Regions from separate parts of the Homo sapiens genome. Here all the other regions are linked to region 3. The links are chromatin loops, found by intact Hi-C in ENCODE. Cell type or tissue: endothelial cell of umbilical vein. All regions are shown on one strand.

Evidence for each region. A loop is a pair of places that touch in the nucleus more often than their neighbours do. Peaks named below come from ENCODE experiments on the same cell type or tissue, not always from the same donor. Only the 100,000 strongest peaks of a DNase experiment are listed, where the experiment ranks them.
Region 1: a loop joins it to region 3, with 6 times the contacts of the local background. A loop is called at or near these places in 7 of 110 quality-filtered maps.
Region 2: a loop joins it to region 3, with 7 times the contacts of the local background. A loop is called at or near these places in 15 of 110 quality-filtered maps.
Region 4: it touches region 3 in a loop (17-fold over the local background); 2 of 110 quality-filtered maps call a loop at or near these places.

The regions. Positions count from the first base shown.
Region 1 is chr6:83,880,605-83,888,604 of GRCh38, forward strand. All of the region lies in intron 4 of RIPPLY2-CYB5R4 (RIPPLY2-CYB5R4 readthrough), which reads left to right. The region is part of intron 2 of CYB5R4 (cytochrome b5 reductase 4); the gene reads left to right. Among named protein-coding and RNA genes, the nearest start is that of CYB5R4, 25 kb to the left of the region's middle. RefSeq lists a silencer at 4,012-4,081. In endothelial cell of umbilical vein, a CTCF peak has its summit at 4,039 (motif pointing right); DNase peaks (open chromatin) are centred at 2,867 and 4,077.
Region 2 is chr6:84,424,779-84,432,778 of GRCh38, forward strand. All of the region lies in intron 4 of LINC01611 (long intergenic non-protein coding RNA 1611), which reads right to left. All of the region lies in intron 1 of LOC107986620 (a long non-coding RNA gene), which reads left to right. It also overlaps the pseudogene SMARCE1P2. Among named protein-coding and RNA genes, the nearest start is that of LINC01611, 46 kb to the right of the region's middle. RefSeq lists an enhancer at 1-343. In endothelial cell of umbilical vein, a CTCF peak has its summit at 3,723 (motif pointing right); a DNase peak (open chromatin) is centred at 3,733.
Region 3 is chr6:84,962,664-84,970,663 of GRCh38, forward strand. LOC105377881 (a long non-coding RNA gene) reads right to left here and starts at 5,141. Exons shown (of 3, transcript XR_942746.2): 1 at 5,102-5,141; 2 at 2,636-2,840. In endothelial cell of umbilical vein, a CTCF peak has its summit at 4,923 (motif pointing left); a DNase peak (open chromatin) is centred at 4,918.
Region 4 is chr6:84,279,623-84,287,622 of GRCh38, forward strand. No RefSeq gene overlaps it. Among named protein-coding and RNA genes, the nearest start is that of CEP162, 56 kb to the left of the region's middle. In endothelial cell of umbilical vein, a CTCF peak has its summit at 4,963 (motif pointing right); no DNase peak of the experiment used is centred here; H3K27me3 peaks cover 624 bases.

The sequences.
Region 1 (8,000 bases), 1.1 Mb before region 3:
TTTTTTTTTCAAAACATTTAGTATGTAACTGATTGCTTAGATTACTGATTAATTTTTTATGCTTTTACTGGTCAATTTCCATTTAGTTAAATGTCAGGGCTGTTTTTCCAAGTAGTAATAACGTCACATAAGATGATCTTTGATAATTATGCCTAGTTAATCTTCTGAAGTGCTTAGAGACCTTTATCACATTCTGTTTATTAAGGAGGTAGTATTTAAAAATATTTCTCCTCCTGCATTGGCATCAATATTGGGCCGGTCTACTCTCACTAAGAAGAATCCTACAGTCATCTGCAAATAAGTGTCCTGGGAGCTGTTTAGGAATGGGTGGTGGTGGTAGGAGGTAGATCATAATGTTTTGACATGCAGTCTCTTTGCTTCTTGTTTTTAGTTCATTCTATTTCCTCACTTCAAGTATGTCTGTTTCCCTGAGTGTAATGTCTCTCTGGTTTATCTTCTCCAGAGAGCACACCTACACTTCTCATAGGGTTGGGTAAGAGGGTTGTTCCTTGGTTATGTGAGATATGCCACAGAGGATTTGGGGATTATACTGCCTTTTTTTCTTTTTCTTTCTTTTTTTTTTCTTTAGAGACAGGGTCTTGCTCTGTTACCCAGGCTGGAGTGCAGTGGTGCAGTACCAGCTCACTGCAGCCTCAGACTCCTGAGCTCAAGTGATCTTCCTGCCTCAGCCTCCTGAGTAGCTGGGACTACAGGTGCATGTTACCATACCTGGCTAATTTTTAAATTTTTTATAGAGATAGCGTCTTGCTTTGTTGCCCAGGCTGGTCTCAAACTTTTGTCCCCAAGCAGCCCACCACTCCTTGGTCTCCCAGAGTGCTGGGATTACCAGGCATGAGCCACAACACCCAGCCTCATACTGCTTCTTGTATTGAATTCGATAACTTCTTACACTATGACTTTCGGAGCTGCCTGGAATCTAATTCCTGTACCTTTTGGGGGTTCTGTTGAACAAATTGTTTTTTATGGAAGTTCCTCTCCACCTTATACATAAGCTTTAGTTTCACCTTTCTTCATTCTTCTAAGTATGTTATTACTCATCTGTTTGGTTTTCAGGCTTCCAGAACTTAGTTGCTGTCATCTCTTCTGATTTCTGTAGCTCTGTGATTTTATGTCTTATTTATCCTTTACAGCCATTTTAGAAAGTTTTCAGCATGTGGGAGACAAATGAATGCTTTTAATTCGGAAGTCCTAAGTTCTCTGTTGTCCTAGCAGCTTTTAAGCCTTTTTAGTTAACATTCTTGAATATACCGATACCACATTTACTTTAAATTATTATAAAATCAATTTGTCTTTCATTAATTTATTTTCCATTTGTCTTCATTGAAGTTGGAAAGTTTTATTGCCGAGTGCTCTAAAATAATATGCAGAGTTTCAGTGATTATAGCTGATTATCTCCTGTTAGATCAAGACTCCAACAAATGCCAACTATAAACTCAGACCACATATTTTAAAATACTATCTAAAGATACTGGTGAACAATCAAAACTGGTGAAGATGACTGGTGAACAGTCATCTATATGTAGAAGAAGGGATGTCACTGTGTGAGTTTCCCATTTCTTATGGCATTGAACTTGAGGTTATGTGTGTGTGTTCGTGCTGTGAAGGTGAAAACTCAGGTGGAGACTCAAAGTCTTACTGGCTTGAATAACTAGATGTCAGAAGTTGGGGCATCTGCGGTAACTGGAAGGGGAGAAGATCCAGAAAAAGATTCAGAGAAGGGTATAAACTGTCTAAATCTTGTATACGGGACAGACTCTATGCTACCTGAAGGCTGAAAACGTTGAACAGAGGCTTCATTTTTCACCCCAGCAAAGGGGAACCAGTTTGGAGTTGTGTCCAGTCGAGTTAATTGCCTACTAAAACAGTCAATAATCTTTGCAGGAATATTACAGAATCCAAAGTTTCTACAACATATTTATAAGGTCAGAATATAATCCAAAGTTACTAGATATACTCAAGAGAAAAGGCAGTTATTGGAGTCTGACTCTGAGATGATCCAGATGTTGAACTTAGTTCACAAGTATTTTAAAGCACTATTTATAACTGTGCTAAGTAAGTAAGTAAAAGAATATATGATACAGGCCCGGCGTGGTGGCTCACGCCTATAATCCCAGCAGTATGGGAGCCCGAGGTGGGTGGATCACGAGATCAGGAGATCAAGACCATCCTGGCTAACATGGTGAAACCCTGTCTCTACTAAAAATACAAAAAATTAGACCATGCCTATAGTCTGAGCTACTCGGGAGGCTGAGGTAGGAGAATCACCTGAGCCCTGGAAGCAGAGGTTGCAGTGAGCCGAGATTGCACCACTACACTCCAGCCTGGGTGACAGAGTGAGACTCCATCTCAAAAAAGCAAACAAACAAAGGAAAGTATGGATATAATGAATAAAAAATAGAAACTCTCAGAAGAATAGAAACTAAAAAATAGAAATTTAGAATTGAAAAATACATGAAATAACAAATTTGTTGAATGAGCTTAATAGCAGATTGGTGGCAACATAGACAAGACTTAATGAACTTGCAGATAGATGAATATAAATGTCAAATCTGAAGAACAGAGAGGAAAATTATCAGAAATAAAATGAACAGGGACTCAGGGGCCTGTCAGACAAAATAAAAATGTTTAATAAATGTGTCATTGGAATTCTAGAAGGAAAGGAATGAAAGAATGGGGCAGAAAAATATTTGAAGAAATAGTGGCCATATATTTTACAAATTTAGTGAGAGACATAAATTGTAAATTCAGAGGCTTAGCAAATCTAAACATAATTAATACAAAGAAAATAACATCTAGGCACATCCTAAACTGCTAAAAGCTAACAAGGAGAAAATCTGGAAAGCTGCCAGAGAAAACACACTAGGAAATAATAAAAACGACTGCTGAAGGAAAAGTAACACCATCAACCCTGAATTCTATACCCGTAGGGAGACAGAATTCTTGAAGGATAAAGATGAAATAAAGACTTTTTCAGATAAACCAAAACTGGAAATTTATTACCTGTAGATCTGCAATATAAGATAGATGCTAAAAGGCATTCATCAGGTTGAAAGTTAGTGATACCAGATAGAAGTTCAGATATTTAGGAGGTGGTAAATATGTAAGAGAAAATACTACTTTTTGTCCTCTTCATTTTATAAAAATACATATAAAAAATACATGACTTTAAAAGTTATAACATTGTATTGTGGAGTTAAAGGATAGGAGTTAGAGAGCAGTAAATGGTTCTTATATTACGTGGGAAGGCATACAATATTAACTCTTAAGTAAGCAGGTAAAAGTTGAGGATATATACTACAGTTCCTAGAACAATCACTTAAAAAATAATTTAAAGAGGAAGGCCAAAAAGCCAATCGATTAAATGAAATTCTAAAAAAAGTTTGGTTAACCCAAAAGAAGGCAGGGAAAGAGAAACAGAGACATATAACAGAAAACTTGGGGCTGGGAGGGAGATTAGTAAAATCTCCCATATTAATAATTAAGTGTAAATGAATCGAGCACTCTAATTAAAACTATTATAAATGATAGTTTATAATAATTATCTATCATGTAATTATAATTATCTATTGATAATTATCTTAATTATAGATAATATAGAGATTATCTCTTTGTGTGCACCCATGTGTAGATGTATGTATTATCAAGACCTGACTACATGATGTCTATAAGAGGTATACTTTAAAAACACAAATAGGCTAAACGTAAATGTTTGGGAAAAAGTATGCTATCCAGCTAGTAAATTTTATTATTGGTTGGACTATATTAGTATCTGATAAAAAGGATTATGAGGCAAAGAATCTTACCAGAGGTATAGACATTTTATAATGATAAAAAGGGTCATTTCATTAGGAAAACTGTTTATGCCTGTGATAGAAAAGATTCAAAAGGCATGAAGCTAACATTGATGGAATTGAGGGGTAGAATTAAAATCCTTAACTACAGTTGCATATTTTAACACCTTTCCTCAGCAGTTGACAGGAAGTAATTACAATAATGTGCAATTTCATTACTGAACACAAGATGGCAAAGTAGTCACAGTAATTGTAACAATCGACCTGTGCATTTCAATACAGTGAAATATGCCATAATTTTATCGTGTGAACACATCTTTTCTCCTCGTTTATTTTATAGACAGGAAATGAACAGTGGTGAATAATTGCAAGAATGCTACAGTATACTGGCATAATATTTGGTATATACGTTATAGGCATTAAATGAATTTTTGTTGAATGAATATAATGTGGGGCTTTTAGAATTAAATATTTGTTTGAATTTCAAAACCCAAAATTATTTTTTAATCTTATCACGGAAATAACGCTTTTACTTAAAGCAGTGGTTCTCAAACTTTTTGGTCTTAAAATATCTTTACTCTTTTATTGTTGAAGACTCCAAGGACTATTGTTTAGGACATATCTATTGATATTTATCTTTCAAAAATTAAGAAATGTAAAGAATATTTTTAAAATAATTTTACAAATAATGAGCCCACTATATGTTATAAATAGTACCTATGTTTATGAAAAATAGAAAAGTAGCATTGTTTTACATTTTGGCAAATATCTTTAATGTGTGGCTTAATAGATGACGACTGTATTCTCATGGCATCTTCGATATTCTATCTTATTTGTCATGTAGTATCTTGAAAATGTTACACTTGTGAAAGAATGAGAATAGAAAAAGACAAATAACATCTTGGTATTACTATGAAGAATTTTTGACCTTGAGCCACCAAAAAGGTCTTAAGCTCCCTCAGGAGTCCCTAGACCATATTTTGAGACTCTCTGACTTTCAGAAGTAAACAAAGAAGAAATGAAAAATTATTAATTAGTGGATGTGTGGCCTGAACCATGGTGATACAGTTCACTCCTTATTGGTGAGCCGTTATGGTTCACATGTATGGTTACCTAACCTGAAAATTTGTGGGAACTTCATCTGGAAGATAGATTAGTAGGTATAAAATGTCGCTTTAATCTTGCATTGTACTACCTTTAACCAAACCCTATCATATAGAGCTGGGTGTGAGATTAAGTTGGAGCATGCTGTAATCCAGTTCTGAATTCGGTCTTCTGAGCTATTTGTGATGTGATTCAGATTTTATAGATGGCTTTTCTTCTCTGTGGAGAGTTGGAATAGTGACTAAAAAAGAGCTCTCTGAAATTGGAACCTCTAACTATTGCTGGTAAGAATGGAAAACAGTCTGGCAGTGCCTCAAAAGGTTAAATATAGAATACTCTGTGACCCACCAAATTTACTTTTAGTTGTATATACTCAAGAGAAACGAAAATATAAGTCCACACAAAAACGTGTACATGAATGTTAATAGCAACATTCTTCATGATAGCCAAAAACTGTGCCTTAGTTCATTTTCTGCTGCTTATAACGGAATACCTGAAACTGGGAAATTCATAAAGACAAGGAATTTATTTCTTACAGTTATAGAGGCTGAGAAGTCCAAGGTCAACAGGCCACATCTTGTGAGAGCCTTCTTGCTAGTGGGGACTCCCTGCAAGAGTCCCAATGCAGTATAGGGCATCCCATGGTAAGGGGGCTGAGCATGCAAGCTCAGTTCTCTCTTCCTCTTTTCATAAAGCCACCAGTCCTACTCCCATGAACCCACTAATCCATTAATTCATGAATCTGCCCTGATGACCCAATCGCTTAAAGGCCCTACCATTCAGTACTGCCACATTGGGGATTATATTTCCACATGAACTTTAGAGGGGACAAATATTTAAACAATAGCAAAGTGGAACCAGCTCAAATGCTCATCCACTGATAAATAAATAAAATGTGGTATATCCATAGAAGAAATATTATCCATCCCTAAAAAGAAAAAATACTGATACATGCAACATTATGGATGCATCTTGAAGGCACTATACTACCTGAAAGAAGTTAGTCACAAAGACCACATATTGTATGATCCCATTTGTATGAAATGTCCAGAATATGCAAATCTATAGAGACAGAAGGTAGACTAGTGGTTACCTAGGGGTAGGGTGGATGGGAGTAATGCCATGTAAGGATGTTTCTGTGTACTGTTAAATTGTAATATCTGTTATGTGGTTAGTGTTCCCTTTATGAGGACTCATAATTCTTCACAATATCAAGAGTTACTCCCTTTTAAAGAACTAATGAGCTAGCAAGTCTTCTTTGTTTTATTTTTAATAAATTTTAAAATTAGATAATGAGACCACTGTTACTAGTGCCTCTGTTGGCTTTGGCTGCTAGGAAGTTCAGGACTATATTAAATGCTCACAGTAACGCTGTTAGTGAGGTTAGACAATTGGTATACTTTCTTTTCTAATACACATTTTGTTGTGGGTTTTTAAGTTTTTACACACAGACTTTCACAAACTTGAATTTAAATATTTTATTGTAGGATGCCCACAGTCTTTATCAGAGGCAATTGGGGTTAAATTGAAAACAAATAAATATAAAATGCACAAATGAAAAACTATAGGCAGTGTCTTTCAAGAGAGAAAGAATTCTTTCTGTATAAAAAGGCAATATTCGTTTTTAGGTAAAAAAATGATATCCTTGAACTGAGCTTTTTAAAAAAGTGGTGAGCTACTAGGCACTGGATCTGTTCAAGCAGATGCTGGATGATGCTTTGTCTGTAAGATATTATAGAGATAAAGCCTGTGCTGGATGAGGCTAAAAATTGCCTTAAAGTTCTCCTAGTCTTTAAGACTATCATTCTGTGATTTTGAAGTTTACATTTCTGACAACACAAAGTACTAAATGGTAATTTTAAAATGGGTAATTTTTATTCAGAGAACTTGTTTGAGAGCTCAGAATTCCAGATATAACACAAAAGAGGTAATTTAGTATGAAAAGATATTAAGAACAGGTACTACCAGTACATTGCCTAGAGAAACTCAGTGTAGTTATTGTTCTGAATATGTGTTTTAAATTGTGCTGCCTCTCTGCTATGATGAATTAGCTATACAGTGTACCCCTAATATTGCTAGGGCATTTAAAAATGATTTATTTAAACATTGGAGTATACCTTCCTAATACAACCGTTGTATTTTAGTTTTAATAAGTGGCTCTTCTGAACAGTTCTCAGTCAGTCCTTTTTTGGGTCTGTTCCTGGTTAGAGTTTAAAAAACAAAACACACACAAAAATAAAGTATCAGCATAAAGGAGGGGATGGGTGGGTGGGTGAATGGATAGATGGATGGATGGATGGGTAGATGGATGGATAGATAGATATTCTCCCTAAATCCCCCCTTTGCCACTGAAGAGCACCCATGTCAATGATCTAAAAATACCAGTTGGATTGTGACCAGGAGTCCTTATTTACAGTCCAGTTTTACACCATGGAGGATTGGTGTTTCATGAATCTGTTTAAGCCCATTTTTGCTGTTAATTATTATTAGGATTTAGGTTTTGCAGAACTCACTAATAGCCTAGTATCAATTTGAGATTATATCTGCTGGCCCATAATTATTATTTATTTATATTTAGTGAGTAATTGGATGCTCAGATCTGCCAGACCAGAGCAATTAGAGATGTGGGAATAACTTAATAAAATTGCATCACTGGAAAATTTAGATGGTTTCAAAATTAGTTTCTAAAAACCAGGTGGAACTCATAGAAGGCTAGAACCTTACACATGAGAGATTTTATTTCTAGAAGCCATATATAGTACAAATAGAGTACAGGCATACCTTGTTTTATTGTGCTTCACTTTATTGTACCTTGCAGGTAATGGATTTTTTACAAATTGAAGATTCGTGGCAACTCTGTGTCTAACAACTTTTTGGCACCATTTTCCCAAGAGCATGTGCTCACTTCATGTCTCTGTGTCACATTTTGATAGTTCTTGCAAACTTTTTCATTATTATTGTATCTCTTATGATGATCTGTGATCTTGATGTTACTATTGTAATAGTTTTGGAGTGCCACAAATCGAGCCCATATGAGATGGTAAACTGAATGGACAAATGTATATGTTCTCACTACTCCCCTGA
Region 2 (8,000 bases), 540 kb before region 3:
TGCATTAGAAAGAACAAGACTCCTTTAAGGGGGAACCCTCCCTACTTAAACAATGAAGGCAAGAAAAGGTTACATGCCTTTAGGGCTTTCCTTTCACTATCTTTACCAAAGGAAGACGTACAAAGAGAAGTTAAGCTTCCTTCTACAAGGCAGTGACCATGATGAAGAATTTTTTTTTTTTTTTTTTTAATAGTACTCAGGCCAGATCCTAGTGCAGGTGGGTGTTTTCCAAACAGAATCTGTCTGGTGGAATGAGAAGCACCGTGGAAGTCAGATTCTCCTGCTTTCCATCTGTGGATGTCTGTCATTTGGGGACAATGACCAGCACTATATTTTCTTAACCCAATATGGACAGAGTATGTGTTTGGATTGTATTGTGTGACATCCCCTTCTCTATCGAACAGGCTCAAGAGGGGAGGGGGTGGGGTCTGGCTTTTTAAGGATGGGTCTAATGCGTTCAGCTGTTATCACACTTTGCTGATTGTAATCACTCGTTTTATGGTTTCTTTTCCAGCTGCTCCAAAAATTCATTGCAATATCCTCTAGGTTTATTTTTAATATCCCATAATTCAAAGATCTAAGAAAGAAGAGTTGAAATAGAAATCCATGTCCTGATTCTCTCCCATTTTTTTTTTTCTCTTGGGGAAGAAGGGATTTAGGATTTGGACACATTCCTCAAAATCCTCTCTGGAGAAATGTGTTCTTTTCTTTAGGGAAGGAGCCAGCTTGGAGCACATTCACAGGCTTATTCAATTGATAGAGGAATTGGGAACCGATCCTATGTAAATATACAAAATATTTTAAATTCAAAAAATTAATTCTTTCTTCAGAGCATTTATGTTTAAAATGTTTCCTTTTTGAGTGGTAGCAAAACAATAGTACTCTGTTGGCATTTTAGGATTTCGAGATTCCCTGAATAAAGTATTTGCTCTAAACTCTGTTATCCTAAACTTATTTAGTAAAGGGTAAGAACGTATCGCTCTTTAAACTGCAGAACGCTTTCATGCATGGGAAAACTAAAAGGCAAGGGGATCCCCATATGTGCTGTCTCTGAAAATATCTTGACTTACATTTTAAAATCAACTTATTTCAGGGGAAGTGGACCCTATCAGTTTTCTTTGTTTTCCCCATTTAGTCCTCTGAAGAGCTAGATCTGAGAAATGATTCAGCTAGAATTATAGGTTGCCATTTCTTCATTTTCCACTACATAGCAGCAGCTCCTTTCAGTCATTTTTAAGTCCTTTAAAAGCCCATATGGGGAAGAGGGGGAGGGGACTGCCTGTAAATCATAAGGACCCAGTTTCTTGATTTCAGTGAAGGGTAGTTTTACTGTCCGCTGTCACCACAGCTGTCAGCAGGATGCCTTAAACATCCTAATTGTCACTAGGGATCAGATTGTTCCTTAACTAATTGTTTAGATCAGCTAATCTACATCCATCATCTGCAAAGGGCAGGCAGCCCCAGGCATCCTGTAATTTAGATAAAACTCCTTTTCTGGGTCTAAACACATTGTTTGGGTGACCAAGGGTCAGGTACCAAAAAGCCTACCTAGGGGTGGAACAAGAGTGGAGATTGTATACTGAGGACCCGGTGAGCCTCCAAGCTTACAAGCCCAGACCACCTGCATGTGTCCCACTCAAACAACTGTGAATCAGTAGAAGATTCCATGTCATTGATCGCAATATGCCAAGAGCCCAAACAGAGCAGACAGCCAAGATCACTGCCTGAGTCAGCCCTTGTGTTTGCACTCATATGGGCTTTGAGGTACTCGTTATGACACAAATGTGCTGGGTATTTTTGAGCTATTTGCAAGGCTTTCTTGAGTTATACTTCTAAAAACACATCAACAACAGCGACATAGTATAAATTATATATGCAACACACACATTTCATGTTAGAATGAAGTCTCCCTTCTAAGAACCTCTGCTTTAATAAGCTTTCTAAAACAATTGGTGAATTCGTTATTTTAGACTGTGAGGTAGTTTTTCTTGCATTCATCTGCTCATTCTTCCTTCAATAAAAATTTATTTCAAACTCTCATGAGCTTGGCAAGAAGGTTTTTGTGCCTCAGGAATGCAATTCGTTTAGAAACAAGCCATCCCCTTACATTCATATAGTTCTTATCTCAGAGTGCTTTCAAAATAACTAACGAATCGATTTAAAAGTAAAAAAAAAAAAAAAAAGTAAAAGCAAGCAGGCCTTGAACTGAGCAGAAGTGAAGAGGAGTAGAAAGACAAATGTTTGATAAATGATAAACAAACAAACAAATACAGCCTTCCCAAGAGTGAAATTCAACCATTCATTAAGATAATTTAAGAAAAGGGGTCTAGGGACTTCTAAAAAACAGAACTTTGGAAAACCCTCCACAGTTATCTCACTCATTCAGATTTAGTATAAATCCTATTAATTTTGCAGTAAAGAACCCTACTAATTTTGTTTAGGATGGCCTTTCTCTCACTTTCTTTAGTTTTTCTTTTAATGTAATAGTATACCTATTAATATTTTATAGAAGTACAGTGCTATGAAATGGAATCTGGAAAAATAATAAAAGAACAATTGCTAAATTGTAGCCAGCATTTATTGTGGTTTACCTATTTAGCAGGCATTATTGTAAGCATTTTACAAATAGTAATTCATTTAATTATCACAACAACCCTATGATGTAGGTACTTTTATTATTCCCACTTTGTGGGGAAATTGATTCACAGAGAGGTTAATTTACACAAGATCACAGATTGTGCTGGTGAGATAGCAGAGAATAGCAGTCAAACTTGGGAAAACCTTTTAGAGGAATCAGGTTCTGAAATGGGAATTAAAGGCTGGCAGGAATGGGGGTTTGTTGTCCCACAGAGGCAGATAGACAAGGAACACAGACTTTAGATGCTGGAGGTTTCCGTAAAATTGGATTGGAAAGAAAATGGGCCCCGTCTGGGGCAGAAGAGAAATGACAGCCATAGGGCTGACAGGGACACCAGGGCAGCTACAGTAAGTGATGATCGGCTATGGTCCAGCTTCTGACACTCAGAAATTTCATTTTGTCACTTTCACCTATTACAGCGACTAAAAGAACTTAGGAAATCTATAGACTGCTTTTCTTCCCTGCCCCTGACTGCCATCATTTTCTACAGAATTTTCTTTTCTAGTTGCAAAAGTAGTCTGTATTTATTGTAGAAAATATAAAAAATAAAACACACACATGCCCAGAGGAAAAGAGAAAATTAAAACATTTCTAATTCTACATCCCAGAGATAATCACTTTCAGCATTTTCCATGTATAATTTCAGACATAAAATAAGAAAATTGACTTAAATCTACATAGAACTTTGCCATTTCCTTCCCCTCCCCACAGCTTAGCTTGATGTAGTAAATATTTTTCATGTTTTTATATATCAGTTTTATTAAATTCATTAAATTAAATTAATTTATTTAACAGATCTGCTGTTGATAGTAGATGGTTTCTTTCTCTTGTGTGAGATTATTTTCTTATAGTTTCATGCAAACTCATTAAATCATAATTTATTAACAGATAAAATGATTTTTATATTGCTAAATGCTCTCTGTAGATGTACTGTTTTATCCCTGTGGCAGCATAGACTGAAAAAGCCATTTCCCCACATACCACACCATAGAGATACAGAAGTTTCTAACTTTTGATTTAGAAGCTTTCTCCGAAAGGCAAAGCTGTAACTCAGAGCAAACCCGAGTCACCTCTGAGTGCCACCAACAGGTGGCGATGGCTGCTACCAGGATGGAGGCATTTGACACTTTACGAATTAAAGCAGTCTTCTAGACGTTAACCTTTAAAAGGGATAAATTTTATAAGTAAAAATGGTATTTCTTGTTTGAATTTCGGTTTGGTTATTAAAAAACACTGAATGGTTTTTTGCATGTTCATCTGTACTGCTTTTGCAAATTGTCTTCTCACTTCTTTTGCCCATTCTCTTTATACTGGGGTGTTCATCATTGTCATATTATTTATAAATTATCTTTATGGTCAGTACATTATGAGTATTATTTCAGGTTTACATTTGTCTTTTAATTCATAGTTTTTTAAAACTTGGATAAGGAAGTTATACAGAAGTTTTAAATGTTTATATAGCCATTTCTATTTTATTCCTTAAGATTTGTTTCTTTGCATTCTTAAAAGGGCTCTCTTTACCTCAAAATCAGAAAAATATTCTTCTGCCTTTCCTTTGTTTTTTAAGTACTTAACTTTTTGATGCATCTGTTTTTTATTTCAGTTTAAGGTACTGGGGAGAAAATCGACATTTTTTTTTCCAAAGAGCTAACTGTTTCTGTACCATTTTTAATAATCCCACCTTTCTGTAAAGATTAGAGATATTACCTTAGCCTATAATAAAGCCTTATATCCACTGGAGCCTATTTCAGACCTTTCCATTCTATCCCACTGGAATTTATTTAACTACTAGAGCCACCTGTTTCTTCAAAACACCTTAAGATATTGTAGGGCTGGTCTACCTCATCATTTTTTCTATTTTGTTTTTACTCTTTTAAAATATTGTATTGGATTTGATTTTCAAATTACTATGTTAACACATGTGTCTTAGAATAAATTAAACAGTAGAGCATGGTGTATATATAAAGTTAATAACTTCTCTCTCTCTAGTCCCATCACCAAGGCTTATAGTGTGGTGAATACATTTTTACACTTTTCTCTGTGTTCTTTCTTATGAGCAAATAATAATAATACATGATAGTAAGGAGAATTTCTTTTACCATTGAAACTAAAAACCATTTTTTCACTTAAAAAAGTATTTAGAACACATAAAACAAGGCAGCATTTACTCTTTTTTCTCATCTTCTAGTATGGGATCTCTTGGTGGCCCCTCCACTGTTGCACCATTTCTCTCTGAGCCAATGTTACTGTCACTGGTTCCTTCCTCTGCCATACTGTCGACCCTCTCCTGCCCACTCTCCTTGTCCTCAGTAGATTTGCCTTCTTCACCGTTCTGTTGGCTCTGTTGTTTCTTCAAGGCGTGTCTCCTCTGTCTCTATTGGAATGTTCTCATTGTCTTTTTTTTCCTCGCCTTTGTTGGCCACTGGCTCTTCCTCAGGAATGATGCTGCTCTCACTGCACTAAACTTGCTCTGCTGCCTCCTTCTCCCTTTCCTCCTGCCTTTTGTGGGTCTGTTCCTCTGCCTGTGCCATCTCAGCTACAATTTTCTCCAGATCCATTTCTATCTTCAGACCACACAACCTTTTAAGTTCATTGTTAAATGAATCTGTGCTTTCCAGGAATTTCGCCTTCTCCTGGTGTCGATCCTCTTTTGGAAGAAGTTCAGCTTCTAGTTTTCGCTGATGAACCATTAAGGACTGGACCTGTTGTTTGGGGACCTGCATTCTAGTTGTTGTGACAACTGACTGAACCTCTGGTACCACACTCTCACTAAGGATTTCACTGATGAGGCGGCGGTTTCTCTGGAAACGGACGGTGGCTGTATCTTCATTGAAAAGCCATCATCATAATCAACTGATCTTCAGCAGAGAAGGCTCGTGTAAGGTTCTCCTTTCTCCATGTGAGACTGTTTGGGTTGACTGTCTTCCTCTAAAGCAGCTTCTGCAAGACTTTTTGCATTTATGTAAGCGAGGTACACGGGGGAATTATGATGGGCGTTCATAGATTCATTGTACTCTATCTTTTCTACTTCATATTCGTTTAAATATTGTTTCTCTTCATCAGCAAGATCTTGCCACATGCCAGCAATAATCTTGCCAATTTCCCACAACTTTACGTCAGGGTTGGAAGCCTTTACTTGGTCCCAGACCTTTCTGCTGTACCTCATGTAGGGCATCAGCGGCTTATCTGGTGGCTTTGGGGGTTTTGGAATCGTAATACTGGAGGACCCCCTGACCCGGCTGTTGGTGGCTGGGTTCCCTCCCAGCCTGTAGTTGCTGTAGGCAAGATGACAGTATGGATTGTATCCTGCAAACGCTGGTGTGCTGGGCATCTGTGTTGCAGAAGCTGGGGTGGGAGATGGGGCATAAGATGGTCTTTTTGGCATTTTGGAAGATTAAATTCTCAGTTCCTTAAGAATGAATCTGAGACACCGCAGGTAGACAAAGCGCTGGCAGCTCCGGCTTCGCTTTTCTTTGTCCCATGCACGCCCCCACTAATGAGAATATTTATCGAGAGCAAGACATTGTTCTAAGCACCCTACCTGAATGATTTCCTTTACTTTTTATCATAAACATATGAAGTAGATATTATTGTCATCATCAATACGCAGATGAGCAAACTGAATCGCTGGTAGTCTAAATAACCTACCCACGTCACATACTGTAGTTAGTAAGTGGTGGGACCCAGATTAAATCCAAGCAGACAGGTTCCAGAGCCTGAGCTTTAGAACCTGTCTGCTTATCTATCAAATGTCTTTGATAGACATTTAGACTGTCCTTATTTCTTGACCACCCTCCAACAATGCTGCTATTAGCATTTCTGTATACAAATTCTTTCATACCGGTAATTTTATTTCTGGCCTATAGTTTCTCAGAAATGATATTGCTGGATCTTAGGGCACATGATTTTATTTAATAGACATGACCAGATTAGTTTTCACAATGGATACACTAATGAATACTCCCACATATGAAATGTTCTCACAAACCCTCTTTTTGCTCTTTCTTCCATATTGAAGCCCCAGCATGTGCCCAGCGTTGTTCTCAGCACTGGGATGTGAAGGTGGTCAAAGCAGATGTGGGTCCTGCTCTTGAGGGGCCACAGCTTTCGCTCACACAAGATATCATTCTCTTTCTCCATTCCTCCGAAGCACCACAAGCAAACACAACAGAGAGTACCCCACAGGGAACAACTTAAAGATGAACACAAAATGACTAACTATTTTCTTAACCTGCCCTGTCCTTCCACACCACTACCTACACAATCCTCCCTTCACTCGGACCATTCTCTCTCCTGAGTCAGTCATCTGCCACATTTCCAGGACCTCTGATCTTACAAATCTCCAGGAAGGACTTTCCAAACGAAGGATGATTTACCTTTCTGTTTCCTGTTTTTCCTCTCAGGCCCCACCCAGGGAACCTCCTTTGAACAACAATAAGAACATCAGCAAGTGTAGACCATGGCCTGCCTGCCTTTCCTTCCCTCCCTCCCTCCGTCCCTCCCTCCCTTCCTTCCTTCCCTCCTTCCTTCCTTCCTTCCTTCCATCCTTCCTTCCTTTCTTCCTTCCCTCCCTCCCTCCCTCCCTCCCTCCCTCCCAGTCTCTTCTTCTTCTGCAGGCTTATCTCCCATAATTTCTTCTTTTATTTTGGTTCTTGCGACAAAGTGTTAATTATCTTTTGATTTGTCTCTCTCCATCCTCCCAGCTATCTGAGGGCAGGAACATTTCTCAATCATCTTTGAACCCTAGAACTACAATACAACAAATGTTTTTCCTGAGTGAATGGTGGATGGATGGATAGATTAATATCCACTATCTTCCCTAACCACCCCATGAAACCAACTTTCATGATATTGAAATGGAAAAGCTATGATTGAATTCTATATGTTTATTTATTACATCACATCAAAGAATAAAGAATGTGCTAAAATAAATTAGTGCACTTAATAACCTAGCCAGCCGCGCCTCTTTTCACTGACCTATTGACAGGGAAATCCATTATGTCCGTCCCACCTGAGATATTATATCCCTGCATTATTGGTTCAGACAGTATGATTCAGTTGAGACTTGTCAATGCTTTTGTTAGTGAGGAGGCTTCTCCAAGCACTGCTGATTTGAAAGGATTAATCCTTGAAAGAAATTGGACTAAGCCTTACAAAAAATAATGGATAGTCTTGAAAAAACCTTTGCCTGGAGAATGACTTTTCTCTGCCATACAATGCAAGGAAGTAAGTGTACTGTAATCTCATAACTTGCAGTATTTTCATCACATCTGATATTTCTACTTGTTTATCTTCTCTTTATCCTCAGAGAGACAGTGCTGCTTAGTGTTTAAGACCAAGAATTCACAAGCAGGACTGCTGG
Region 3 (8,000 bases):
ATGGTTTTAGGGATATATATGTATATCAAAACTTATTGAATTGTGCACTATAAATCCATTTAGCTTACTGTGTGCCAATTTTACCTCAATAAAGCTGTTTAAAGAATGAGTGAAGTTAATTAGAATAGTAGCCATTTAATCTACAAGGAAAGTCATACTTCACCGAGTGGTATGTGCTGGATATAAAATGCTTTAGGAATAAATGCTCGGTGCCATGAAGTGAAACCAGCACTCAGGCAAAAGATTAATTCTTTCAGCAAGGCAACTTACTTCTGCAGAAGGGTGCTACCTGTGTCAATCAAGATTGCAAGAGCACACCAAACAAAGAAGACCAGGGGGTTTTTATCCTTAACGCAGTCCCTACTTCTGTGCCACTCCCCCATGGGCTGGGGTCAGACTGAACAATCTGAGCTGACACGATTGGCTACTTATACATATTTTTCTAAATATAGAAGGGGAGGGGGACGTGAAGTACAAAGGTGGAGCGTGTGAGATGTGCAGTTTCAGGGGAACAATGGGTACAGGTAACCAAGGGAACAGATGTGAGTTATTGATTAGTGCTGAAGGGAAAGGGGTAGGCTGTTTTTTAGTAACTAGGGGCAGGAAGGAACAGGAAAGCTGAGTTTGAGAACAAAAGACAAGGAAGTTAGCAGGCTAAATCTTTGAAGAAAAACTCAGAGAAATTCATTGTATCTTACAATTCCTCCCTTTTAAATTTTCTTATGATTCTTTCTCTTCAAACTTTTTTTTAACATGTCTTGGCTTTGCTGTTCGATTTGATCTTCTCAAAAGAAATGCTTACTTGAATAAGGTGTAGCAGAACTAAGGGAGGCTCTAGTAAGTGCTGTTTGTACAATCCTTTGTATTAGCACACGGATGCATGGTATGACACAACACCTAACAAGAATGAGTACACCTATTACGATTGCAAGAGAAATAAGAATTGAGGCTATGATTCCTTTTCATTTACCAAACCACTTTCCTAGCCATCCTGGAATAGGGTCATTGATTCCAGAATTTTTAGCTAATTAATTGGATAAAGCGATAAGTCCTTGTAAAGCCTTTGTTATGCTCCCTTCGCACACAGTGTTGTTTGGGATGAAGGTACAACATTGGGTTTTAATCACCACACAAACTCCACCTTTTTCGGCTAACGACATGTCCAGAACTATTCTGTTTTCCCAAGCCATTTGGCTAGGAGGCCCTAATTGGTCAGCTACTACTTTGATAGCATCCCTAGCATAATTAATAAACCACTGCTGATTATAATAGATGTAATTTATCCAAGCTACATTTTTAGTAATAGTTACCCATGGAAATACGGATTCAAATCCTGCAGCTATTTGGTCACGGGCTTTGAACATGTCAGGCACTCCTTGTGAGACTCCAATGGCATCTATGTACATTTGAGAGTCAAAAGACCCATAAAGGGCTTCTCTTATTTTTCAGTGTTGTGGTTTTTCTTTTTCTGGTTGATGAACTGCCAGGGTGAAAGGGACAGCCAACTGGACAAGAGCACAAGTGCCACTCCGGTTACTTGGCAGAGTGTCTAATAAGGGTCCACTGTAATACCTCCATCCATCCGTTCGAGGATGACTAAGGGCAGACTGATGGGTAAGCTCTTGGAAGGGCTTAAGCTCACTGCATCCCGTTAAGCTTCCAAGGAACACCAAATTCTCCCCCTGTCCTGAGAGACATGAGGTGAAATTGACGTTGGGAGATAGAAGCTGAGTGGTGCTCAGAGGCTGACCCGCAGGGTGTTGGACTTTGGGATACAGCAGAGAGACAGCTTGGCATGATTTGTTGCCTCAGGCTGTGGAATCCTGGAAAAGAGCTACCATACAGCCCATGCCTGTTTATTGAAGGACCATCCTAGTGGAAAGGGGACAATCTGGGCCTCTGGTCTGCCATGTGCACAAGCATAACAATTTCTTTTGTTTAACGTGCGGACTGAATATTGAATCCATTCCAACCGGGCATTAACATCTTGATATCCTGTTTCAATTGCTAGGGTTTGTCTTCAATCTTTTACTTCTACAATATTTATGTTGGCATTGTTGTTAGGTAGGGTAGAAGGTTCTGATGGAGAAGGAGAAGGGGGATCAATAAAGCGTATTTTAAAGAAGACTGTAGGGTCATATCCATTGGCCTCTGCTCCTGAGCCGTAAAAGCATTCTAAAGGGGGTGCAGGGTTGGTGGAGGTTAAGGGTGTTAATAGAGATAGTTACCGGGTTACAATAGTCAAGTTGACAATTAGAGGAGTTGGTTCTTTTGGTGAGGCAGAGGTAAGATTTTAGGTCAGTACAGCCTTCTGGGGAGGTCCCAACGTGTTCTCTGGTAGTTAGGATGACATCTGCCCATTGAGAACATATCTCTCAACTTGGGGTGCCCTGGTACCCCCACCATGAGCAAGGTGTGGGGTCAGCAGCTTCTCTGAAGGGGCAGAGGTATTTTTCTAAGGTAGTGACATACCTTTGCCAGTATTCATCCTTCTCACAAGGTATAACAAGGCAAGCATCAAAGTTAATGATTTGGGGTGAGTCTAAATTAGTTACATTGATAACAAGGTCAGCAATAGAATGAGGAAAGAAGAAAGGGTAATAGAATAGATAAAAGAGGTTAGACTTTTCTTAACCTTAGTTTGAGGGGGATTTTCCCTTGGATAATGGTCCACAACTTGAGGAATGGTGTTGCTTTCTTGACTCGGGTGTGATGGCTCCATCTTTTCTTGCTGCCTGGACTGCGGTTTCAGTGGTGGGAAGTACTAGGCCGGCTCCTCAGGCTGGTGTTGATGTACTGGGAACTCTAGGGGCAGCGCCTGTACTGGAAAATTTTGAGTTCTGAGGGAAGAGAAAGTGGAAGATAAACCAAGTATGTAGGAATGTTGGCAGTGGATTGTTTTGAGAGGTAGTTTGGAATAGGAAGATAGAAGACATTTGATCTCTGGCAACCAAGTCTCTAGACTTATTTGGCTGAGGGTATAAATTCCTATACACTCATAAACTTTGAGTGTGCTATACATGGCTTGGGGTCTTTAATGGGTCCTCTAATGTAGGTGGGATAGGACTTCCTTCATAAGAGGTTTGAATAACATTTCTCTGAGTTCTCTTTAGCGCCTACAGGAGAAATGGCAGCCAGTCCGGCTTTTCTGATTTGCTAGGTTATTTTCTTGACTCTTGAAAGACAGGCTTTTTGGTACCTGGAGACACAGACAATAGCTATTTTCTTTTCTGGTAACTGAAGGTTATTTAAGACTTACGTGATTAACTCCTCATAAACAAGGCTTTGACTTTTACTATTAATTCAGTCTGAAATTTTCTAAATATATGAATTACCACAGAGGCGTATTTAGAATTAGTATAGATGGTTCTTTCTGGGTCCTGCAGGTACTTTAAAGTTTGACTAAGTGCAGACAGCTTATAAATTTGAATAGACTAATTATTAAACACTTTGATTTTATTTCTCTAGGAACTTTTTTTTATTAATTACTGAACACTTATTGTGTTCTTTTTCCCTTAATCACTTTTGAAGGGGGTTTTTCTTAAGTTTGGCCAGATGTTTGTATGGTACTCACTTAAATCTAAACATGTGTGCTTTCTTTTTAGATTTGGATCTCTTGTTAAGAAATGTGATAGGTTAAGTTCTTAGTAGTTAATGTTAAACCATCCTTTTTAACAGAATAGCTTCATACTTATACATTTGTAATTTTTTTCTGGTGGCACATTTTAATATAAGTGACTTTAAAGAATCAAAGTTCTTTTCTGGTGGATACTTCCACCTTTAACACTGGACTGACCACAATAAATGCTAGTAGATATACCAGCTGAAAGATAGTTCTACTTCTTGCTCAGGAAACTTAGCTGCAGAGATGCCTAGCTGCTTGGAGCCTCAGCTGAAGCCCCGTATTACTTGGCGCTGGCAAAAGTAAGGCAGATGACCTATAATGTAGTCTGCTCGGGGCACAGGCTGTGGCCCAGGCTGTGTGTCCTGTAGAGCCACCGTCAATATGGTGCTGGGACCCTGGACCAGCTGGTGGGGCAGGAGCATGGACTTTGGCTGCCGTGGAGGTGCACTATGGGCCGTACAACTCTGACAACATGTTGCGGCGGATCCTTGATGACAAAAGCCACCTGGCAACTTAGGAGCTTGGAGTCCTTTTGAGGAGGGGGACTTAGGCTGGGGAAGAACAGACTTATGGAGTGATACCTGAGGGGAAGGGGGGGGTGTATTAGGTGGGGGATGGTCTAGGGGATCCTGTGTGCTGTTCTTTTTGCTAGGATCCCCTAAGACCCTTCCTTCACTGTCTTTTTCATTCAAGATGATTCTGTCCTTAATGGGGCGCATGTACAACTAATTTTCCTCCAAAGATTAGTTTTTGACTTGCTCCTTTCAATCCTTGGAGGAGGGGAAAGGACAAGGCCTTGCCACCAACATAGGGCATAATCTATTTCCTCTTGGGAGGCAGGTCTTCTACTAGCAACATTTTCTATTAGAAGTTCACAAATCCATTCCTCATTCAACCCAAATTCTGGCCAGAAAACTAAGGGTTCAAGGATTGATCCTTGAGTCCAATTGGAACAGCAGTATTTTATCATTTGTTGCTCTTCTTATGTTTAATATTTTAATTATCTTTCTAATGTTTTAACACGAGACCTAGGGGACTATCAGGAGGTATCTTTGTTGCTAACTTTATCTTTTTTGCTTGTAATATTTCCCATCCAGGGCCCTGCCTAGGCTCAGTTCCTCGTATTAGGAATCTCTTGCCTAGTGGGAGCTTGCTGTGGCTCAACCCCTCATGTTAGGGATCTCTGGCCTATTTGGGGGGTTCCTTGTTGCTTAACCCTTCATATTTGGTGGTCTCTTGCCTATCCTCCACTGGAAGCTTTGCTAAGGCTCAATTCGTCTATCCTTTAGCTCCACCTGCTGGAGTCTTCTTGCATCCTTCTTTTGCTTTGTCTGCTCTGACTGCTTTCCTCGCGGGAATATTGCAGGTCCCTCTTAGCATTGATGGCAGGTCAGAATAAACCCCTGAAGGGACCCCCTGAAGGGCCACCCTAAGCCTTATGAAGTGACCTCGGAACCGCAGATTAGACTCACTCACTCCGTACAGCAGTAGTGCTTGTTATCATTCATGCACTCAGCCTCCGGAATGCCCCAACCCCCACCCCTAACCACCAAGGAAGTGCTTTGTTGCCCCTGTGACGTTTCCTACATTCTGTCTGAGCACAGAGTTTACCTGGTTGCTGTGGTATTGCAACCCTCTCCTCCCCGCATCGCTGAGAGTCCGGGTTCATTTGTCTCAACGGGGGGGTCTCAATCTCTTGTACCTGAGGCCACTGCAACGGGGCAGTGGGACGCCATCTCCTCTGGGTAGGGTGATGGAAGACCCCTTTCAGAAAGAGAATGGGGATCTCGGACGAGCCCCCAGAATTGTTGGATATAAAATGCTTTAGGAATAAATGCTTGATGCCGTGAAGTGAAACCAGCACTCAGCAAGGCAATTTACTTCTGCAGAAGGGTGCTACCTGCATCAATCAAGATCTCACGAGCACACTGAACAAAGACGACCAGGGGCTTTTTTTATTCTTAACATAGTCCCTACCTCTGTGTCACTCCCCCATCAGCTGGGTCGGACCACACAATCTGAGCTGACCCGATTGGCAACTTGTACATATTTTTCTAAATATAGAAGGGGACGGGGATGTGAGGTACAGAGGTGGACCGTGTGAGATGTGCAGTTTCAGGGGAACAATGACTACAGGTAACCAAGGGAACAGATGTGAGTTATTGATTAGAGCTGACAGGAAAGGGGTAGGCTGTTTGACAGTAACTAGGGGCAAGGAGGAACAGGAAAGTTGAGTTTGAGAACAAAAGACAAGGAAGTTAGCAGGCTAAATCCCTGAAGAGAAACTCAGAGAAATTCACTGTGTCTTACATATGTAAACCCATCTTCAGCAGCTTCATGCGTTATGTAGTTTTTAGCAGATATGCCCTCTTAGAATAACTACTCGCTTTGGAAGTAGACACTTGTGCTTTCTCAGCAGATTTTGTCATCTACCTTTCATGGGGTCATGAATATTACTATGGCCCCATCACGGATGGTATATATTGGCAAAAAATATATATTTTGCAAGTTACACTCTTACCACTTTACTTTTTCAACATAAGTTCAAGTCTTACTTTTTAAGTAAACGTGCACTTTCACCTTTTGAGCTCATTGCTGCTATAGGGTTTATTGTAAAATTTTAAAAGTATAACCTAACATTAGAAAAGTAAATAGCTATAGCTCCTACTGTAAAACAGTCATCCACTATAATAAGAGCCCTCTGACTATCTCTATAGGCAGGACTGCTTGGCCTCTGTTTCCTATCTCACATGTTTCTTTTTGACCTTATCAGGTGGTAGCCTCAAGCCCTTGGCTATTTCACAGGACATGAACAAGTGACTGACAGGAGCAACAGCAACGAATATGTCTCACTACCACTGAAGCCAGTTAGCTGGTCCTGGTCACTTGTGTCTTTACACAGTTTATTAGAAGCCCACTCCATGCTGTCTAGAAAGGGAATATTACATATATTCTAGAATCAGCTGGGAAAGGAGGATTGGGTTATCTATTACTGCTCAACTTTCAGATGTAACTACCCGTTTATGTGTGAACTTACACCTATATTTATGCACTACAGATGTCACAACAGAAGATAGAAGTACAAAATGGGGGGTCTTCCTATTCCTGCTCATTTTCATGCAACTATGAATGATGATAGTACATTGTTTAAAAAGTTACTGGCCTGGCATGGTGGCTCACGCCTGTAATCCCAGCACTTTGGGAGGCCCAGGTGGGTAGATCATGAGGTCAGGAGTTTGAGACCAGCCTGGCCAACATAGTGAAACCCCATCTCTACTAAAAGTACAAATAATTAGCCAGGTATTGTGGCGCATGCCTGTAATCCCAGTTACTTGGGAGGCTGAGGTGGGAGAATTGCTTGAACCTGGGAGGCAGAGGTTGCAGTGAGCCAAGATGATGCCACTGCACTCCAGCCCAGGCGACAGTGTGAGACTCTGTCTCAAAAAAAAAAAAAAAAGTTCCCAACAGAGGTAATGCTAAACCAATAGATCAATAGATGTAACAGGAGCTGTCCTGGGCAAGCTGGGATGTGTGGTTTCCATACTTGCAAGTCACTTTGCCAACTCTATCCACTCTGCTTGAACTCTAAATATTGGAGTGCTCTGCTGGGTACTGGGACCCCTTGACTTCTCCCTGGTTGCTCTCACTTTGACTGATACTGAAACTCTCAAATCTGTATCTCTACTCCCTAAAAATTAAGACTTAAATACCCTACAACCTACTTATATCTCTGCTTAGATATCTAGTGAAATCATCTTACACAGCTCTATGTGTCTCTGAGTAATGAAACACTCAAAACTTAGTGGTGTAAAACCATAACGATTTCATTATGTCCAAGGATTCAGTGGGTAAGAAATTTGGACAGGTCAGAGCAAGATTTGTTTATTTCTGTTCTGTGATGTCTGGGGCCTCGGCTGGAAAAACTCAAACAGCCAGGGTGACTTGAATGGCTGGGGACTAGACTTATCTGGAGGTTTCACTCTCATGTTTGGCGTCTGGGCTGGGATGTCTAAAAAGCTGGGCTCAGCTAAAACTGTCAACCAGACCACCTATATGGGGCTTCTTCATGCGGCTTGGGCTTCTTTTTGTGGCAACTGGGCTCTAAGAGAGGCCCAAGAGGGACCATCCTGAGAGCAAGTGTTTCTCTGCAAAGCTTCCTCTGACCTATCCTTGAAAGTTAGGCAGCATCACTGCCACAGCCTTCTACTGGATATAAGCAAGTCTCTAAGGCCAATGCAGATTTATAGGAAAGGGATGCGACTACACCTCTTGATGGGTGAACAGCAAGGTCACATTGCAGAGGAGCATTCTGGCCACTTTGGAATATACAACCTGCCATACACCCCTAATATGGCTAAAACAGAACTCTATTTCT
Region 4 (8,000 bases), 680 kb before region 3:
TCTGCCTGTTAGAACTTTATTCATTTTTCCATGTTATAATACAGGTGTATTGCACCTTTGGGTAAGTTTTGTTTAATGATAGTGATAATTTGTAGAAAACCACGTATTTTCATAAAATGTTCATTATGAAACTGCATGAATCCCAATTAGGAGCCTGTTGTTTGTTTAGGCATAGCTTACCTTTCTAAGTAATTGAACAAGTAAATTTGCAAAGTACTATGCATAAATATTAACATATATTAATACTTATGCATGGTGCTTTAGAGTCATGAGAAACATTTTTTGCTTACTTTGTACATATGTTCTAAAGACAATACCCTGAATATATGTGAACATTTTAATATTAAATTAAATTTCAAAGTCAATCAATTTGATATTAATTTCCTCAAGAAGAAAGGGAAGAAAATCAATCAAAGGTGAAGTTGATGGCATGGAAACCTATATAATGGCTTTGTAATATATCAATTTGGCTAGGCTGAGCTAAATTTCCCAGAATCCCCTTTCTTCTATGGTGTGGGCCATAGGGCAGATTCTTGGGAAGGTGGAATGGAAGCAGCAGCTGCTTAGTGACTCACATGTAGGATTGCTCATCTGCCATCCCATCTTCTTGGCATGAAGCAGCAGTTGGGCCTGCAAGGACTTTGTCTTCTCCTTGATCCTCCTTTGGCCTTTCAGACTCCTTTTTCTCTGTCTCTGTTTTTTTGTGAGTCAGTGTCTTGCTCTGTCACCCAGTTTGGAGTGCAGTGGTGCAATCATAGATCACTGCAGTCTCAAACTCTGTCTCAAGGAATCTTCCTGTCTTGGCCTCCCAAAGTGCTGGGATTTCAGGAGTGAGCCACCCTTCTCCAACTCATTGGTCTGATGTGTATGTTTAGCTTTGTGATGAAGGGCTCTGGTTTCTGTAGGAAACTTGTATTAGTTTTCTATTGCTGATGTAACAAATTACCACAAACATGGTGGCTTAAAACTACTTATTATCTCACAGTCCTGCAGGTTAGATGTTTGACGGACACCTCACTGGGAAAAAATCAAGATGTCTGCAGGACTACATTCAGTTTTAGAGGCTTTCTAGAAATGAATCCATTTCTTTGCCTTTTCCAGCTTGTAGAAGCTGCCCACATTATTTGGCTCATTGTTCTCTTCCTCTATCTTCAAAACCTGCAACAGCTGGTCAAGTCTTTCTCGCATTTCATTGCTCTGACACTGACTCTTTTTTTTCCTCCCTCTTCCTCTTTTAAGGAGCCTTGTCATTACATTGGGGCTACCCAGATAACCCAGGATAAGCTCCTTATCTTAAGTCAGCTGATGAGCAACCTCAATTTCATCTGAAAGCCTAACTCCCCTCTGCTACATAAAGAATATATTCACTGGTTCTAGGGATTAGGATGTGAATACCTTTAGGGGGCCCTTATTCTGCCTACCACAATATCCTTATTATCAAGGTCAGAGGCAACAAGAACTGACATGGGTTTCAGTCATCTTTGTGGAGTTCTAGCTAGTGTTTGTGGGCTCCAGTTTGTTCCCGTTCTTTTTCACTTTATATCCATCTCCCCTTCCTGACTACCTATCCTGTGGACCTCAAGATCCAGCATCAGATGCAGAGACAACAGCTTTTCAAAGACTGCTTAGTTGGCTCCCAGAGTTGCTTAAGTCTGATTCCCTCTCTATGTCCATCTACCTATGCATCTATCTGTCACTATCTATCTATCATCTATCTATCTATCTATCATCTATCTATAATCTACCTATCGATCCCTAGATGTTTTACCTTTCTGGTTGAACCCTGACTTATACAGTATACAATTCAACCTTAGGTAGCTGTAGGTGTAAGGAAAATACACCAATGTCATCATGGGGTTAGAGCTAGCGTCGTACAAGGTCTGTGTTTGGAATCATTTTAGCTGCAGTGACTATCTCTCCCTTTTCCTCTCTTGTTACTTCGGTTCTTATAGCATCGGCTGAAACTAGTCACATGGTTGTGCCTAATTTTGAGAAGGCAGGAAGTGTGAGAAGTATTATCCTTTGTGTTGGTGGATATAAAGGAGCATCCAATAGTGATGAATTGTAGTAATGTCTACCACAAGAAAGGTAAGAGAGAAATATGTAAAAAAGAAGAAAATGAGGGGCAATGGCTAGAAGACAAAAGGATAGTCAAAAAAGATGAGGTCTGCTTTGTTCTCTCCTCTTTTAGTCCCAGCAACAGGCAAGCTGCAAAGTCACCATCTTTCATTTAATCCTTTGTTTGTCCTGATGGGGAAAATAACTTTGCATTAGTAAAGCCTGTGATGGCAGAATTATTGCTGTCAAAGGCGGAAAAAGGTCAGTTGTAGGGAAATTTTCATATAAACATTTTAACCATTTTCTTCTTTAAAGAAAATAAAGAAATATGCAATTTAGATATACAATATGAAATTGCAATATGGTTGCAATATGAAAAATATCAGGGATATTATGAGATTTAAACACTTTAAACAGAAAGCATTTATATTACTCAAGGCAAATAATACATTCCTTTAAGTCAACAGATAATCATGGGAAATAAATCTGAACAACTTGGGGTGTGGGAGAAATTACCAATTCTTTCATGAAGCAATAAAATTCCTCATGAAAGAGGTGGGATTTAAGGTACTTTTGTAATGAATTAAGAAAGAAATGTTTTGGCAAGAGCCTCTTTTTCTCTAATGCATTGCAAATCTACTAGAAAAATCTAGATTCTTTTTTCTGTTCCTCATTTTCTTCCCTTCTTCTGTCTAAGTGGAATGCAGTGACAGTTATGCAAGGGCAATCAAATCATGTAGGTAGTTATGAAAATATAGTAGTGTGTGTGTAGTCACAAAATTCCTATATATAATTGGTATAGACAAGTCTTCCTCATATGAATCTTGCAGAAAAACATTGATAGTTACTTAGAATTGCCTGGAAATTTGACGGTCCGGGAATAGTTTGAAATTTGGTGGATGCCCCACCTTCACATAGTGGAAAACGCATGTCCAATTTATCTTCTGTCTAACTTCATTCAAAACTTCTGCATTTGTTGATCAGCTGGCGTGCTGATGCAGTTGCCAGAAGAACACCACTCCCCTCCAAGAGCACTTATTTAACCACCCACATCCTGGCTGGTGGCCCACTGGCACACTCGCTCCTCTTTGTGAATCAGGAGCAGAGGGTAAACTCAATCTGCTACACACACACAATGGCACATTCTTGGAGCATGGCTGTCTAGACCATTTCCTTCACACAGCGGCTCAAGGGTCCTTTTATGGAGCGATTACTGGAACATTAAATTGCGAGTAGTGGCTTCTTCAACAGATTCCTTACCCGGTTCCGACAGGGGTGTTTTAAGTGGTCTTCTTCCACAGATTAGTATGGTCATTAATGTGCCTATTCACATTAGCTTTAAAGTGAGCTTTCTTGCAGCTGAAGCTCTTTACCTCTCACCTGTTCTCTCTCTAGAATTGAAAAGGATTTAGTCCCCATTCCTTCTCGTAATTTGTTGTTGTCTTTGTTAGTTTTCTGTACTGGGGCATTCATTTTGGGGGAAAAATAGGAGTATTTAAACCAAGCCCCAGACACCTAGATGCTCCAGCTAGTATCTGTGAGTTTTGAATTAGTTTGAGGAAGTCTAATTATTTGAAAGGAGTTAACGACTCTGAACTCCTGAAATAATGTTCATGGTTCCAAACTTGTTAGCCAAGCAACTTCATTTCCTTATGGCTCATTTCTCTCTGAAAGAAAGAAATAGAAAAAGAGAAAGAAAGAAGGAAAGAAAGAAAGGAAGGAAGGAAGACAGAGAAAAAGGTGTTAAATAAATAACAATAGCAAAACATGTGTGAAGAGTAAGTTTAGAAGCAAGTTGTGGTGGCATGCTTATGTAGTTCCAGCTACTTGGGAGGCCAAGGCAGAAGGGTCGTTTGAGCCCAGGAGTTCAAGGCCAGGCTGGTCAACATAGTGAGACTCTTTCCCTAAAATAAATAAAACTAAGCAAAAAGAGTAAGTATAAAGAGATCAGAACTGGATAGGAAGAAATGTAAACTATGCATATGTTAAATAAAATTGTAAGATAATATATATTTTATGGAGCTTAAAACTATCACTCACTTTATGTCTGTTTTGGGAAAGCCTACCTTCTAGTATGATAAAAATGTCATCCTACTTATTCTTGTATTGCTTTTATGATTTCTTTTGTTTAGATTGTTGATCAGCTATAATTTATTTTTGTATATGTCTTAAAATAGGCATTATGTTTAACCATCTCAATATTTTACATGTAATCCTCTTCTAATTAATTTAGTAGGTACCTTTATCAAGTTTGAGATTACCATAAACACCTGAATCTGTTTCTGGTGCATTGACTTTGCCAGTACCACAATGTTTTCATTACTGCAGTTTTGTATTGTGTTCTGATATTTGGAAAAGCAAATCAAAAATATTTTGCCTATTCTTTTAGAGATGAGCTTTAGAATCAATATGTTACATTTATTAAGGCATCCCATTTATGTTCTGATTAAGATTATACCGAATTTAGGAGGTATCTAGGACAACTGGAAATTTCATCAATTGAATCCCTCCATGCAAGAGCATGGTATCTTTAGGTCTTCCTTTGCATCATTCCCTTCTTGCTTAGTTGGTACATAATAGGATTTGAATACAATTTAGGAAGAAACAACAACAACAACAACAAACAGAAGCAAAATCAAAACATCTCCAAGATGCTCAAATGAAGCCAAACCACAAGTGCCTTTTGTGATGTTATTCTAGAAGGTGTCAAATTATTAAATATATTGGTTTTAAAAATTTAAAAATATAAGATAATTGCTTTGGCCACTTGAACGTATAATGTTAGTCCTCTTGTACCACAGAATATCACTCAATATATACTGGTATTTGATAGTAAGTGTTGATCATTATTTCCAGGCCTGTCAGCTTCACCCCTAGTGTTACAACACCTCTCCTTGTGGTCAGTAGGGGGTGCTCCTGGAGCGACATGCCCTCTTTCAACGCCACTGAATCCTAACAAATTTCAAACCATAGGAAGTATTGGTTTATAAATTATCAAGTGCAGTTCTCCCACATTCTAACAGTCTCACATCTGTGGGCATTTTATGTAGAAGACAAGTAATGGGAGAAGGTGAGATCTTCAAAGTGTCTTGTAATCGAAGAAGGTCTGTATTATATAAGCACAGAAGGCAGAAGGGATTATAACAAGTTGTGTTTGGGCTAACGAGTAGAGCCTCTGCATTTTAGGGCCTGTTCCTTTGAGCGCTGGTGCCAGCAGACTGCTTTGCAAGCTGTCAGTTTCCTGATCTTTGTCTTTTAAGGGCAACATTTTAAAAGTGGTGCTTTAAATAGGAGAGACTGTGGAAGGAGAGGGGTCTGGTTGCAGACAATCCTATGGGAAAGGATTTTGTTCTATCTACTAGCTTTGGAACAATTTCCCTTATTGTTGATGGTGCTGATGTTCAAAAAAGTGTCATTCTGCACCTCTCCTACCAGTCTGAGCTCAGGGCTTCTTCCTTATGATCCCAAACCATACAGGGCTTATTTCTATTTTGCAAAGATTACATTTTATAATATTCTCCTGTGTATCTGTTTATATATGCCTCTAGGTTAAGCAACATGAGAACAGGATGGTGTTGTGTTTGTTTAACATAGGCTTTGGTATGTTGTAGGCAGCCGATAATTATTTGTTCAGTGGATGAAAGAAGGAAAACCAAGGGAGGAAAAAAGAAAGGAGGAACAAAGAAGAAGGTGTCACAGAGTGGTGCATTGATATAACTGGGCAACTTAATTTTTAAACTTATCCAGAATTCTGGAAATGTCTGTAGCATAATTCACACAGAACATTACTGGGCATAACCCAGTACAAAAAATAACAACAAAAACTGATTTGTTTCTAATGAAGTTAGTAGTAATTGTAATAGCAAATATATAATGTAACCATAACCACTTCATTGTGAAGTAAAGACTATTTGATATTTATGTGAATTCTAAAGTTTAATTGCATAATGCAACTGTGTCCTTAAAAGTATTGAGGTTTTGGAATATAGTGTTCCATGCACAATTTTATTAAAATCATATATTATACTGAAATTCAGATATTATAAGGTGAACTCATAATTCCAATGTAAACCTAACACCTAAGGTTAAATTGGATAAAATAAATGCTATTTGAATAGAACAACTTTTTAAGATGCTCCCATTCAAAAGTTTCATGTTTATTAATTGGATAAAAATAGTTACATTATTTTTCTTTGTAATATTGACTTTCTGTATATACCTCAATAGTCAGTTAGAACTATGAAAATTGCCTGTTGAAGATTCATATTGACATTAAAACAGTGTATACAATATGGCCAAAAGAGAACAATATTGTATTTTTAATGTTTTAAGCAGTTTAGAAAATTTAAAAATAATCAGCTTGACCATTGATTCGTCCACGTGCCCTTTGAGTTAATTTCATTTTGTTGATTTAGTACTAATTAAAAGAATCACTGGGCAACTGAAGGAAGCTGAAGAGGAAACAGGCTTTGGGAGAGTAAGTGACTTCCCTAAGGTTTGTAAATCTGGGGATGGGCTTATCTTTCCTCCCCTCCCCTCCCCTCCCTTCCCCTCCTCTCCCTCCCTCCCTCCTTTCTCCCTTCCTTCTTTCCTTCCTTCCTTCCTTCCTCCCTTCCTTCCATCCTTCCTCTTTCTCTCTCTCCCTCTCTCTTTCTTTCTCCTTTTCTCTTAAACACTCACTGAACATGGGATTATGATGACTTAAAAATTACCAAGGCCGGGAGTGATGGCTTATGCCTGTAATCCCAGCACTTTGGGAGGCTGAGGCAGGTGGATCGCCTGAGGTCAGGAGATTGAGACCAGCCTGGCCAACACAGTGAAACCCCATCTCTACTAAAAATGCAAAAACTTAGCTAGGTGTGGTGGAGGGTACCTGTAATCCCAGCTACACGGGAGGCTGAGGCAAGAGAATCGCTTGAACCTAGGAGGCAGAGGTTGCAGTGAGCCGAGATTGCTCCATTGCACTCCAGCCTGGGCAAGAAGAGCAAAATTCCATCTCAAAAGAAAAAAAAATTACCAAATATTGGTTTGATATATTGTGTTTGACTAATGTGATATGTATTATTTATATTATTTTGATATAATGTATTCAACTCAAACACAAATATAATTATTTGATATTGTATGCCTAGAATAACGCAATGAAGAGAAAATAGGAAGGCAAAATGTATTGTTTATTTATTTATTTATTTTTTATTGTTTTGAGACAGAGTCTTGCTCTGTCATCCAGGCTATAGTGCAGTGGCATGAACTTGGCTCACTGCAACCTCTGTTTCCTGGGTTCAAGTGATTCTCCTGTCTCAGCCTCTCGAGTAGCTGGGAATACAGGCACGTGCCACCATGCCCAACTGATGTTTGTATTTTTAGTAGAGACGAGGTTTCACCATGCTGGACAGGCTGGTCTCAAACTCCTGACCTTGAGTGATCTGCCCACCTCAGCCTCCCAAAGTGCTGGGATTACAGGTGTGAGCCTTCGTGCCCGGCCTGTATTCCTCTTTTAAAATCTCTATTAGATAGCAGTTGTTGAACATCTGCTTTGGAGGTCGAACTTTCTCTGGAGTTAGACTGCCAGGATTCAAATTCCAGCTGTGTCCCTTGGAGTTGGGGGACGTCAGGCATGAGACTTACTCTTTCTAAGCTTCAGTCTCCTTATGTCAAATATTCCGTTAAGATAATTACAGTCAGTATTTGGAACGTTGTTGGGAGGATTAAATCAGATAATTCATGTAAAGCAATTGGCACAGTGTTCACCATATGATGAACTTTCGATAAATGGTAATTATTATATTCTTACCATTATGTTAGGCAAATGGGATAACGAAAAATGTTAATATACTATCTATGTTTTCCGATATTAATAATATTTTATCTGTTGTATTAAGACCCTTGGACTCTGTGCAGCAGGTTGATTCATTTAAAAAATATTTCTACCTACAAAATAT